2 separate regions of the Homo sapiens genome follow, and region 2 is linked to region 1. Evidence: chromatin contacts called from ENCODE Hi-C or POLR2A ChIA-PET data. All regions are on one chromosome and are shown on one strand. Each heading gives the region's core, a stretch centred on a gene start or an enhancer-like site at or near the end of the contact. The rest is flanking DNA. Distances are from core to core; before and after follow the strand shown.

Evidence for each region. A loop is a pair of places that touch in the nucleus more often than their neighbours do. ChIA-PET counts read pairs that join two places held with the same protein, here RNA polymerase II (POLR2A). Pooled maps may share reads with other maps.
Region 2: a map of CD8-positive, alpha-beta T cell shows a loop between it and region 1 (26-fold over the local background). The contact joins the promoter of PRMT5-AS1 here to the promoter of NGDN in region 1. A Hi-C loop is called at or near these places in 3 of 168 maps with a recorded cell type or tissue (CD8-positive, alpha-beta T cell, ascending aorta and naive thymus-derived CD4-positive, alpha-beta T cell), 5 of 37 single-sample maps with no recorded cell type and 12 of 50 pooled maps. POLR2A ChIA-PET finds 5 or more read pairs at or near these places in 2 of 52 experiments (OCI-LY7 and activated T-cell).

Annotation. Positions count from the first base shown.
Region 1 is chr14:23,466,800-23,472,181 of GRCh38, reverse strand. NGDN (neuroguidin) reads right to left here and starts at 2,479. Exons shown (of 11, transcript NM_001042635.2): 1 at 2,455-2,479; 2 at 2,081-2,140; 3 at 1,205-1,276. The coding sequence starts at 2,466. RefSeq lists an enhancer at 1,776-2,716 and a silencer at 2,803-2,852.
Region 2 is chr14:22,917,370-22,922,690 of GRCh38, reverse strand. PRMT5-AS1 (PRMT5 antisense RNA 1) reads right to left here and starts at 3,235. Exons shown (of 2, transcript NR_120600.1): 1 at 1,571-3,235. It overlaps RBM23 (RNA binding motif protein 23), which reads left to right and starts at 3,542. Exons shown (of 14, transcript NM_001077351.2): 1 at 3,542-3,692. PRMT5 (protein arginine methyltransferase 5) reads left to right here. Exons shown (of 17, transcript NM_006109.5): 15 at 132-248; 16 at 451-515; 17 at 1,635-2,162. The coding sequence ends at 1,787. RefSeq lists a silencer at 3,168-3,467 and enhancers at 3,728-3,797, 3,888-3,997, 4,068-4,237, 4,726-5,321.

The DNA of each region.
Region 1 (5,382 bases), core at 1,230-3,729:
AGACAGTCTCACTCTGTTGCCCAGGCTGCAGTGCGATGGTGCGACCGTGGCTCATGGCAGCCTCGACCTCCTGGGCTCAACCGATCCATTCACCTCAGCCTCCTGAGTAGCTGGGACTACAGGCACACACCACTGCGCCCAGCTAATTTTTTTTTATAGAGATAGGTCTCACCACATTGCCCAGGCTGGTCTCAAACCCATGGGCTCAAGCAATCCTCCCACTCTGGCCTCCCAAAGTGTTGGGATTACAGGCGCATATTTCAATTTTAAGATGCACATGGTTTTCATATTTTAACATCTCTGAAATCAGGATGCATGTTTCAGTCACTGGCATCTTGGTATTATGTCATAAGCAATTTTTTTTTTTTTTTTGAGACAGGGTCTTGCTCTGTCACCCAGGCTGAATGCAGTGGCACAATCACAGCTTACTGCAGCCTCAACCTCCCAGGCTTAAGCAATCCTCTGGCCTCAGCCTCCTGAGTGGCTAGGACTACAGGCACATGCCATCATGCCCGGCTAATTTTTAACTTTTGTAGGGTCTCACTATGTTACCCAGGTTGGTCCCGAACTCCTGAGCTCAAGCGATCCTCCAGCCTCAGCCTCCTGAAGTGCTGGAATTACAGGCATGAGCCACCATGCCCGGCCTGTCACATTTTTTCTTAATATATACAATAAGTGATATGTCCCAATTAATAAGTGTCTTAGATTAGATGAAATCTGAAAGTAACTCCTCAGTTGGCCTACAGTAATCTTCAGAGTGACTTTTCCAGTCTTATTTCCTACCCCCAACACACATAACACAGAAAGTACATCCTATCACAAAAATGACTTACTCCTTTCCCTTATCACCATACTTTCAGGCCTTTGTGCCTTTGCACATGTTCCTTCTTTCTGTCCCTCCCATTTATTCCTCAAAATCCTATCACCTCCTCTGGGAAGCCTGTCCTGAATCCCTCTGCTCTTCTGGCAGTTAATTAATCCCTCTCTTTGGCTGGAGACTCATAACTCTGTAATGTGACTGCTACTATTAATACTTACATCTATTGCTTTGCTTTGTCTTCCCTCTAGACTTCAGCACAGAAACTGGATCATATTTATGTTTGAAGCTCGAGCACTTAGGATATATAAGACACAATAAACATACAATGAAAGAACTACTGAGAACATTAAGTCAGGGGATGCTTACTGTTTGAGTACATCTTACCTTTTCTGTAGGATAGGCACCAGCTTGAACTTTTTGTGTCAGTGATTTCACTTGTGCAGTTACAGCCATCACCTGAAATTAGCCCAAATAAAACAAGTGATTAGATTATATCAAATTATGTCTGCAAACTGTGAAGAGCAAAAGCTAAACAATGCCACCTAAAAATTATCTGAAACACTGTCTAAAGTATAGTACTATCTTCTCACTTCTCGGAAAGCATAGGAGAGATGGTTCTTCAAAAAGTTTAAAAAAAAAAAAACTTTCCACTTCTTAAAGAAGAGACCATCTTTTACTGAACCACAGGGAGGAGAAAAGGACTGAGAGAGTAGTGACTGAAGCACTGTAATTTTGTTTGTACTAGTTGAACTTACAATGCATAGAACTACATAACTCCCCGACTTATGACTTAATTTCCACTTTACGAGGGTGTAAAAGAAATATGCATTCGGTAGAAACCGTCCTTTTCTCGTGATGCTGGGCAGCGGCATCAAGCCTAAATTTCGACTTATGAGGTTTTCGAATTACAATGGGTTTATCAGGCCATAACCTCCATCGTTAAGTCGAGAAGCATCTGTATATAAGTGTGTATTACCTGGGCACCCAAAGGGCAAGTCATGTTACCATTCCAAGCACTGGTTTCCTTAGCTATATGAATAAAGGAAAACTATTCATATAATTTCTTTTTGGAGTTTCTTGTATTCCCTTGGGTGCAGAATCAATTACTTAGAATTCTGGCGTGAAAAGGTTTTGATTACATCATTTTACTCTAAGGTTTTTGGAAGCATTCACGTATCTCAATCACCAAAGTTTTGAGGTGAAGTACACAAACTCAAAGCCAATCCGTGACTAATTTATTCCAGAGGCGACACTACTCACTTGCTCCTGGAGATTTTTCAGAAGTGTCACGGCACTTGGCAGGTCGGACTCCAGCACCCCCTACAGAAGGGAGAGGAGGCGTAAAGAAAAGTCATTCTTTCCTCAGGATTATAGGAAAGTGGAACGTCTAGGGTGGGAAACTGCCCTCTCTCCGTCAGACACCCAGACTCGGGGCCTTCACACTCGGGTTCACAGACTCGCCTTAAAGCCAGCCCCTTGGGTTACCGGACAGGAACGGTAACTCTAGGGAGGCCGCCTCCCTGAAGCAACTTTCATCACCACCCTTCCCTGGTACCAACAGTTTGCCTCCAGCCGCTGAAGGCAAAGGACAACTCCACAATAGCTACGCGAGGAAGAAACCACACCAAACTCACCAGCGCCGCCATCTTCGCAAAGCCCACCCCTTCCGGTGTCGTACTTCCTGAGCGCTAAGGGCGACTTGATAGATTTGATAGACAACTGCCGCTTGCAAATCTAAGCCAATACGAATAAGGGCTTTCTCACTTCCGCCCCCAACAGGATAAACGAGAGGAGGAGTCTGATCTGGCCAATGGAATAAAGGAACTGGCTAAATTCGTCAGACTCAGAAAGAGTCGTCAGGACGAAAAAAAGCACTTGGCAAAGAGCGTGTGATTGGTAGACTGAGTAAAATGATTGACGGCAAGCCAATAAGAGACAGTCAAATAATTGATTGACAGTTGGAAGGACCAATAGAAAAAAGGAATTAGCAGAGCGAACTTAGCGCGTATTGGCTCCCGTCTGCCGCAGCACCCAGAGTCTTTTTTCACGGCACTTTTCTTGTAGTGCGTGAACCGGCCGCTAGGTGATGGGCCTTGGCTTGGCTTTGCGGTGTCGACATTGCAGAGCCGCCATTGCTGGCTGCTCATCCAACGGCCACCGCGCCAAATGCCTTACAGACCCGGTGGCCCTGGAATCGATTCTGTAACACTACTCCTTGTGTGACCGTGGACAAGTCACTCGGTCTCTGAGCCTTCTTCATCTGTAAATAAGAGAGCGAGGCTAGAGAAGCCCAGAGCCAGAGTTTAGAAACCGAGTGCGAGGACACCTGCCCTCTTGGTGTGCACTGTGGAGCGCTGAGAAACGGCTCCAATAACGCCCCGACACTCTTCGCTCCTACCAGTTTGGGGACATGAAAAGAATACGTTTTACAAATTGGGGAACGGTTCATATTTACATGACTTACCGCGGTCACACAGGTCTTCAGCAGAACTTGGTTCAAACTCTGGCAGTGCATGTTTCAGTATAACCTGCCTCATCATTACCCAGTGCTTTCAGATGTGTTCTCTCACTCTGGTTTTTCACAAGCTGGTGAAGTAGGTTGGACGGATACTCATTGTTCCCATCCCATGCCTTAGGAAATAAAGCACCGAAAGGGTGAATGATAGTGTATAATTTTTTGTTCACAACTCGTCCAACAGAGCTGGGTCTAGAAATCAGATCTTACCGACTTGAAGCTGTCTTTTGGAATTAAGAATAACACCTGTATCTGGGCAGGTGAGGTAAGGAAATCCTGGTATCTAGATCTTGCTGGATTCAAGAAGGCAGGAGGGTGTTCAGTCCCCACTCCTCTAACATTTAATTTGCTGCTTCAGGCCCACTGTGGAAGCTCAGGATGCTGTTGCAGCATACTTAGTCAATTATCCAGTAGCTTTTGTAATGTTTTATCAAGATTTGTATTATGAAAAGTTTCTATTTCTACATAAATTTTCGGACCTGTCTAATTAGATCAGCAATAAACTTTTCCTTTTCGGGGAATTTGAAATTTAGTTTGTTCATATGCTTTATGATAGCAATGAGAAAACAAATTGCACTGCCATATTTTGGGTTTTTTTGAGACCGAGTCTCGCTCTGTTGCCCAAGCTGGAGTGCAGTGGCGCGATCTCGGCTCACTGCAACCTCCGCCTCCCGGGTTCAAGCGATTCTCCTGTCTCGCCCTCCCGAGTAGCTGGGACTACAGGCACTTGCCACCACGCCCGGCTGATTTTTTTTTTTTTTTTTTTTTTTTTAGTAGAGACAGGGTTTCACCATGTTAGCTAGGATGGTCTCGATCTCCTGACCTCATGATCCACCCGCCTCAGCCTCCCAAAGTGCTGGGATTACAGGCGTAAGCCACCGCGCCCGGCCTTTTTTTTTTTTTTTTTTTTTGAGCGGAGTCTCATACTGTTGCCCAAGCTGGAGTGCAGTGCCGCGATCTTGGCTCACTGCAACCTCTGCCTCCCTGTTCAAGCGATTCTCCTGCCTCAGCCTCCTGAGTAGCTGGGATTACAGGCACCCGCCACCATATCCAGCTCATTTTTTGTATTTTTAGTAGAGACGGGGTTTCTACTAAACCATGGTTGGCCAGGCTGGTCTCAAACTCCTGACCTCACTATCCACCTGCCTCGGCCTCCCAAAGTGCTGGGATTACAGGCATGAGCCACTGCTCCCGGCCTTGATTATTAAAATAATTGTCCACCAGGAACGGTGACTTGAACCTGTAGTCCCAGCTACTCTGGAGGCTGAGGCAGGAGAATCACTTGAGCCCATGTCAAGGCAGCAGTGAGCCATGATCGTGCCACTGCACTCCAGCCTGGGTGACGGAGCAAGACCCTATCTCTAAAAAAAAGGTGAAAGAGGGAGACCCCATCTCTAAAAAAATAAAATACTTGTCAACTATAGGGGCAGAAAAGTGTGATACCTTTCCTCACCCATCATAAGGGTCATAGAAGACACTCCTATAACAAAAGAAGTTAACAAGAAAAAAGTTTGATGAATTTATTGAAAGTTTTACATGACACGGGAGCCTTCAGAAATGAAGATTCCATTTTTATGGTTAGGTTTGATGAAGAATGGACAGCGTGTAGAAATGTGATAGGACAAAAAGAGTATGATCTGACAGAACTAGACTGAGGGGGGAATCCCAGCAAGGCCTGTCTGTTCAGATTTTTCTTAGCCTCTCTAGATAGCAATCCTTTGGGGTATAGGGAATGCGAAAGGAAAATAACTTGGGACCCCAGTTCACTATGCCAAAAGAAAAAAATTAAGCTCAACGGAGTCATGCAAGCAACTGCCTTTGCTATTGTTCCTAAGCGGATAGCTACAGATAAAATGTTAAATATCTCTACAAGTATTTACTGTGTGTTCACCTTATCTTGTGTGCCGATTTACTGAGCCTGAGACAAATACCAATTGACTATTCCCCTACCTGCTCCTTTTCTCTTGCAACATGTGGATTAATGTACCCTCCCTCTTTCTCCTCCAGCCTACTTTTCCCCTTTTAATAGTGAAGCCCTGAAAGTCAT
Region 2 (5,321 bases), core at 1,986-4,485, 550 kb after region 1:
TCCTCCTGCTTTCTTCCCTTACTGTCCCTAGTCTGCCTTATCTACTCTTCCTTTCCTGGGTCTTGCTCATGCTTTATCAAGTTGTCTAGAGCTTCTGGCCCCTTGTCACCCACATAATTATTTCCTGACAGATCCTATGATTGACAACAACCGCTATTGCACCTTGGAATTTCCTGTGGAGGTGAACACAGTACTACATGGCTTTGCCGGCTACTTTGAGACTGTGCTTTATCAGGACATCACTCTGAGTGAGTGTCTATGGCAGTAGATGGCAGAGTATGAGGGTGTGCTTCCTGGGCAGCTTATATGTACATGTGTCATTTAGATTTATGGGGGGCCCAGTGCTCAATGAATGGAGATCTTTGTGTGATTAGAGAAGAGACCCTCTTCAGCATAGGCAAAAGTCACAGCCATGGAGACCTCTGTTTTTTCATTATTTTGTCCACACAGGTATCCGTCCAGAGACTCACTCTCCTGGGATGTTCTCATGGTTTCCCATCCTCTTCCCTATTAAGGTAGGAACTGCTTTTAAGACTCTCTAGTTAAGCAGTAACCTTTGCCTTTGGTGTTGTGCTTCTTTCCTTCTCCCAGGAAGATAGTTGACTATGACTCATGTTCTCCTGATTTCATATGCTCTTGGATCCCAGTGGTAGGTGTTGGGAGTATTTGGAGTGGCCTTCTGCCTGGCTTTCCCGCATCTACTCTGGCTACTCTTCTGTCTGTTCTCTACTTTGAGCAAGAGTCATCTTTTAAAAACTCAAATTTGATCTTATCTCTCTTGCTGTCTTTTTTTTTTTTTTTTTTTTAAAGAGACGGAGTCTCACTCTGTCGCCCAGGCTGGAGTGCAGTGGCACAATTTCGGCTCACTGCAAGCTCCGCCTCCCGGGTTCATGCCATTCTCCTGCCTCAGCCTCCCTGAGGCTGAGATTACAGGTGCCAGCCACCACACCCGGCTAATTCTTGTATTTTTAGTAGAGACGGGGTTTTACCGTGTTAGCCAGGATGGTCTCGATCTCCTGACCTCATGATCCGCCCACCTCAGCCTCCCAAAGTGCTGGGATTACAGGCGTGAGCCACCGCGCCTGGCCTGATCTTATCTCTCTTTTTTGCTTAAAACTCTTCAATGCCTTCCCATTGTCTTTAGGATAAAAGTCAAAATCTGGGACATTGCTTGTAAGACTTGATGTGATCGAGTGTTTGCTTGCCTTTGCAGCTACTGTCCCCTTGCTTACACTGCTTCAGCCTTATGGACCTTCTTTTTGTTCTAATTGTCTATCTTCTTTCCTACCTCAGGCTTTCATGCCTTTCTCTTGCCTGTAGAGTTCTTTGCTTGTCTCTTCACACAGTTAACCTATCTTCTAGGTCTTCTTTAAACATTTTTATTGTGAGATAAACTTTCTCTGATCTCCTAGACTAGGTTAGTGTTCCCTTTCATAGGTGTTTTTCTGACTCTGTACATGTTCACAGCTCTCACCACACCTTTGATTATTTGTGTTCTGATAGGCTTCAAATAACTTTCATGAGGGTTGGGACAGTCTTGTCATGTTTATCATTTTATCTCCACACCTACCTTAATACATTGCCATGTATAATTCATAGCTTCACCCTGAACCTTCCTGTCTTTCTTCTTACAGCAGCCCATAACGGTACGTGAAGGCCAAACCATCTGTGTGCGTTTCTGGCGATGCAGCAATTCCAAGAAGGTGTGGTATGAGTGGGCTGTGACAGCACCAGTCTGTTCTGCTATTCATAACCCCACAGGCCGCTCATATACCATTGGCCTCTAGCCCTGCGTGCCAAGTGTCCAGAGCCTTGGAAGCAGCTTCAGGTTCTGCTCCTGTAGTACAGAAGGTGCAGTACATCTATGGGCTGTGATTCCCCTTGCCCATCAGAGAGGAGCATTTCAATCTGCTTTCCTGCCTTACATCAAGGTGGGCAAGGGATTATAATTAATTGCAGGGCTCAAGCCACCAATCTATGAAGACCTCAGGCCAGGGGGTGAGGAATTAGTGCTGGATTTGAAGCTACGCACTCAGCCTCAAGAACTCCCTGGAATATCCCTGAGAACATGGGGTTTGAACGGATTTTCAGCCTTTTTCTGTTCTTGTTTTGATGGTTTTGTGTAAGAGGAAATACAAATAAAGTTATAGCCCTTTACTGCACGACCATGCTGCCCCCTGCCACTATTTTCCCACACCTCACTTAGACCCAGGCATGTTCAGATCTGTCCTCTTAGCCTATCCAAGACCCAAAGGGGCCTAGTTGTATTCCCTACTTAGGAAGCTGAGCAATGACTATTGTAGTCCTGGATATAGGCCTTTCTGACCAGCTACAGTGAGCTCTTGTCCATTAGAACCTACAGTTAGGCTTTTCTCTGGGGAGGAGGCATAGAGTTTGCCACCTTGGAAAAAGATGGAATAGTGAGTGAAGCCAGTTTCTCTTCTGTATTCTTGAGCTACTGCACGGGCAACTGGTTACCTCTCCTTTGTTACCTCTTGGGAAGACTGGAATCCATCCAGGAATCTCCAGCAAGAAGCTACCTGTTTTTTTTGAATAAAACCACAGGGTTACAGTTTGAAGTCCTAAGAGATCATCTAGTCCAATTTTCCATTTTACAGAGGGGGAGTTTGAAATGGGTACAATGATGTGATATTAGTATCCAAGTCAGAATTGGAAGTCAGGTCCTCCGACTCTGGCTCTCCCCATGTTATAACCAGCTACATTTTTGGTAGCTACAGTAGACCACAGAAGTGTCTAGGGGCTCCTGGAGGCCCCTGGAAAGTGAGGGTGGACATCAGTTCCTTCTTTCCGGTTAGAGGACTCAGTACTGCTACATCCAAGGAGTCACCTGAGAAACTTTCAAATTTACCCTTGCAGTGGGAAATGTGGGGGTACTGATTTGAACGGAAGTTATGACCTGTGGGAGCAGGCCATGACGATAGGGCAGAGTGTGGGCCAAGACAAGTCTGTGGCAAGATCTGCTTTTCCCTGGTCCCAAGCACCGAGGTCAGGAGAGGTGGTCGGGAAGGTTGTTTAGGTAGCCGGCTCAGAACGGGGATTTCGAGTTCAGCATCCCCGGACGTTAAACAAACGCCGCTGTTCTCTACAAAGCTTAACCTTAACGACCGACGTGACTCCTTCAGCAAATCCGAGTAGGGACGGCCAAGGATGTAAATTGTGCCTCCTCGTTGGCTCCGCCCATCGCACTGGTCTAGTCTACGCGAGCACCAGGAGTGGGGTTGGTGGCTTCTTCACTCCCGTTTTCAGTCCCGTTTTCCCCGCCCTCCGCAAGTCATTTAACCAATGAGAGAGTGATGGGCGGCTACCAAAGGACGCTTCCATTTTCTGGAGTCTCTGAGGTTAGCCAATCAATGGGAACTCGGTGGTTGCTAAGACGCATTTGAGTTTGCTCCACCCATACTTAGGACTTTAGCCAATGAGAACCTGTACTTTGGACGGTTGCCGCGAAACCAGTGAGGTTATTTCCAAAGCCGGGGAGTCTTGGCGCATGCGCAGATTGGGGAAGGTTCTGGAAGACGGCAGAGCTGCCGCCATTTTGCGGGAAGAGGAGGCTCTGTACCTGCAGTGCTGCTTTTCTTGCCTAGACTCTAGGAACTATCCGAGCTCCACTCCCCACAACATACTCAAAGGAACGGAGAGAACCGGGACCCCCCTGCGGGGACCCGGAACTGGTGAGAAACCCCAAAACCCGGTCCCCACCAGACGTCACCAATGCGTGACGTTGCTGCACGGCGCCTCCCCCCTGACGTCACGGGCAGAAAATGGCGTCACGAAGAGATTCAGGCGAACTTTTAACATTAAAAAAACCTTTGTTTGTTTTGACCTGGAAGTGTTAGCTACTTAAATGTAGCCCACTGCCACGATTTTAGAGTTGGGCACCCTCGTGGCTGTATCTTGCACCGATAAAGATGCGGTTTCTAGAATCCTGTGATTTTTCTTTCCGGGTCTCTGCAGCCGTGACACTTAGGGTCGCCCACACTGGAGAGGGAGCATCGACCCTCCGCGGCCTGAGAGGACACGCATCATCAGTTTCAGCCACTCGCACCACCATTCAGAGAGAGAGAAGGGAATTGAGCTTTCTTCCTCAATCTCTAGTCTGTCGAAGATTCATGTTCACTATGTTGACCTTTATGGGCTTTTCCCATTTAACTTTTTCAAGCACTCATTCCAGTAGGCGTATTATGATGCCACATATGAAGATTGAGCCCTGGGACACTGGCTCCCGCAGAGATTGTGCCAGTTGGTTGCCTATAGGACCTCTTTTTTTTTATTTTTTTAAGGCGGAGTGTCGCTTTGTCACCCAGGCTGGAGTGGAGTGGCGCGATCTCGGCTCACTGCATCCTGTCTCCCGGGTTCTAGCGATTCCCCTGCCTCAGCCTCCCGAGTAGCTGGGATTACAGGCGCCTGCCACAACGCCCGGCTAATTTTTGTATTTTTAATAGAGATGGGGTTTTGCCATGTTAGCCAGGCTGACCTCGAACTCCTGACCTCAGGTGATCCACCCGCCTCGGCCTCCCAAAGTGCTGGGATTACAGGCGTGAGCCACCGCGCCCGGCCTATAGGACCATTTTTTAAAGCTACACAACATGGGGAGGGTGGTCCTTCAAGTAGCTTTTATCGTTCTCATTGTTCCTCTTTTGTTAAGCTGCCTTCAGTTTGTAGGTGTTTGTGCCCAGCTAAGTGATCAGACCCTGGGGATGGCGCTACCATCACCCCTGGGGCTCCAGCTTTTCGTGAATTCTTCCCGAATTGGTCTGACAGTGGTTCTCTCTGCTCCTTTAGCAGTGGGGTCTATCTGTTGGCTTGTGCTATGACGAGGTCTAGGAACTGACGTGATTGTGGGTCTCTAATACTGTTTTTGGAGCAGGATGGAAGAAAACATACTCTATGTGGATGAGATTGAGTGGACCTTGACCCATAAGTTGGGACATGAAGAGAGCGTTTGAAAACTACCAACCTGGGCCGGGTGCAGTGGCTCACGCCTGTAATCCCAGCACTTTGGGTGGCCGAGGCGGGCGGATCACGAGGTCAGGAGATCGCGACCATCCTGGCTAACACGGCGAAACCCCGTCTCTACTAAAAATACAAAAAAAAAACAAAAAAGAAGAAAAAAGAAAAAACTACCAGCCTGAAAATGCATAGTGTTTGCTACCTTATTGCTTTTAGCACATCTAGAAAGACACTAAACCCAGTGAGATTGCAAGTTTCAAAATATTGTGTTGTATATGGCTTTGCTTAAACGGATATATTTGTTTCTGAGTGAAAACTTTTTACGTAGAGGTTTATTTGTAGAGGCTTGT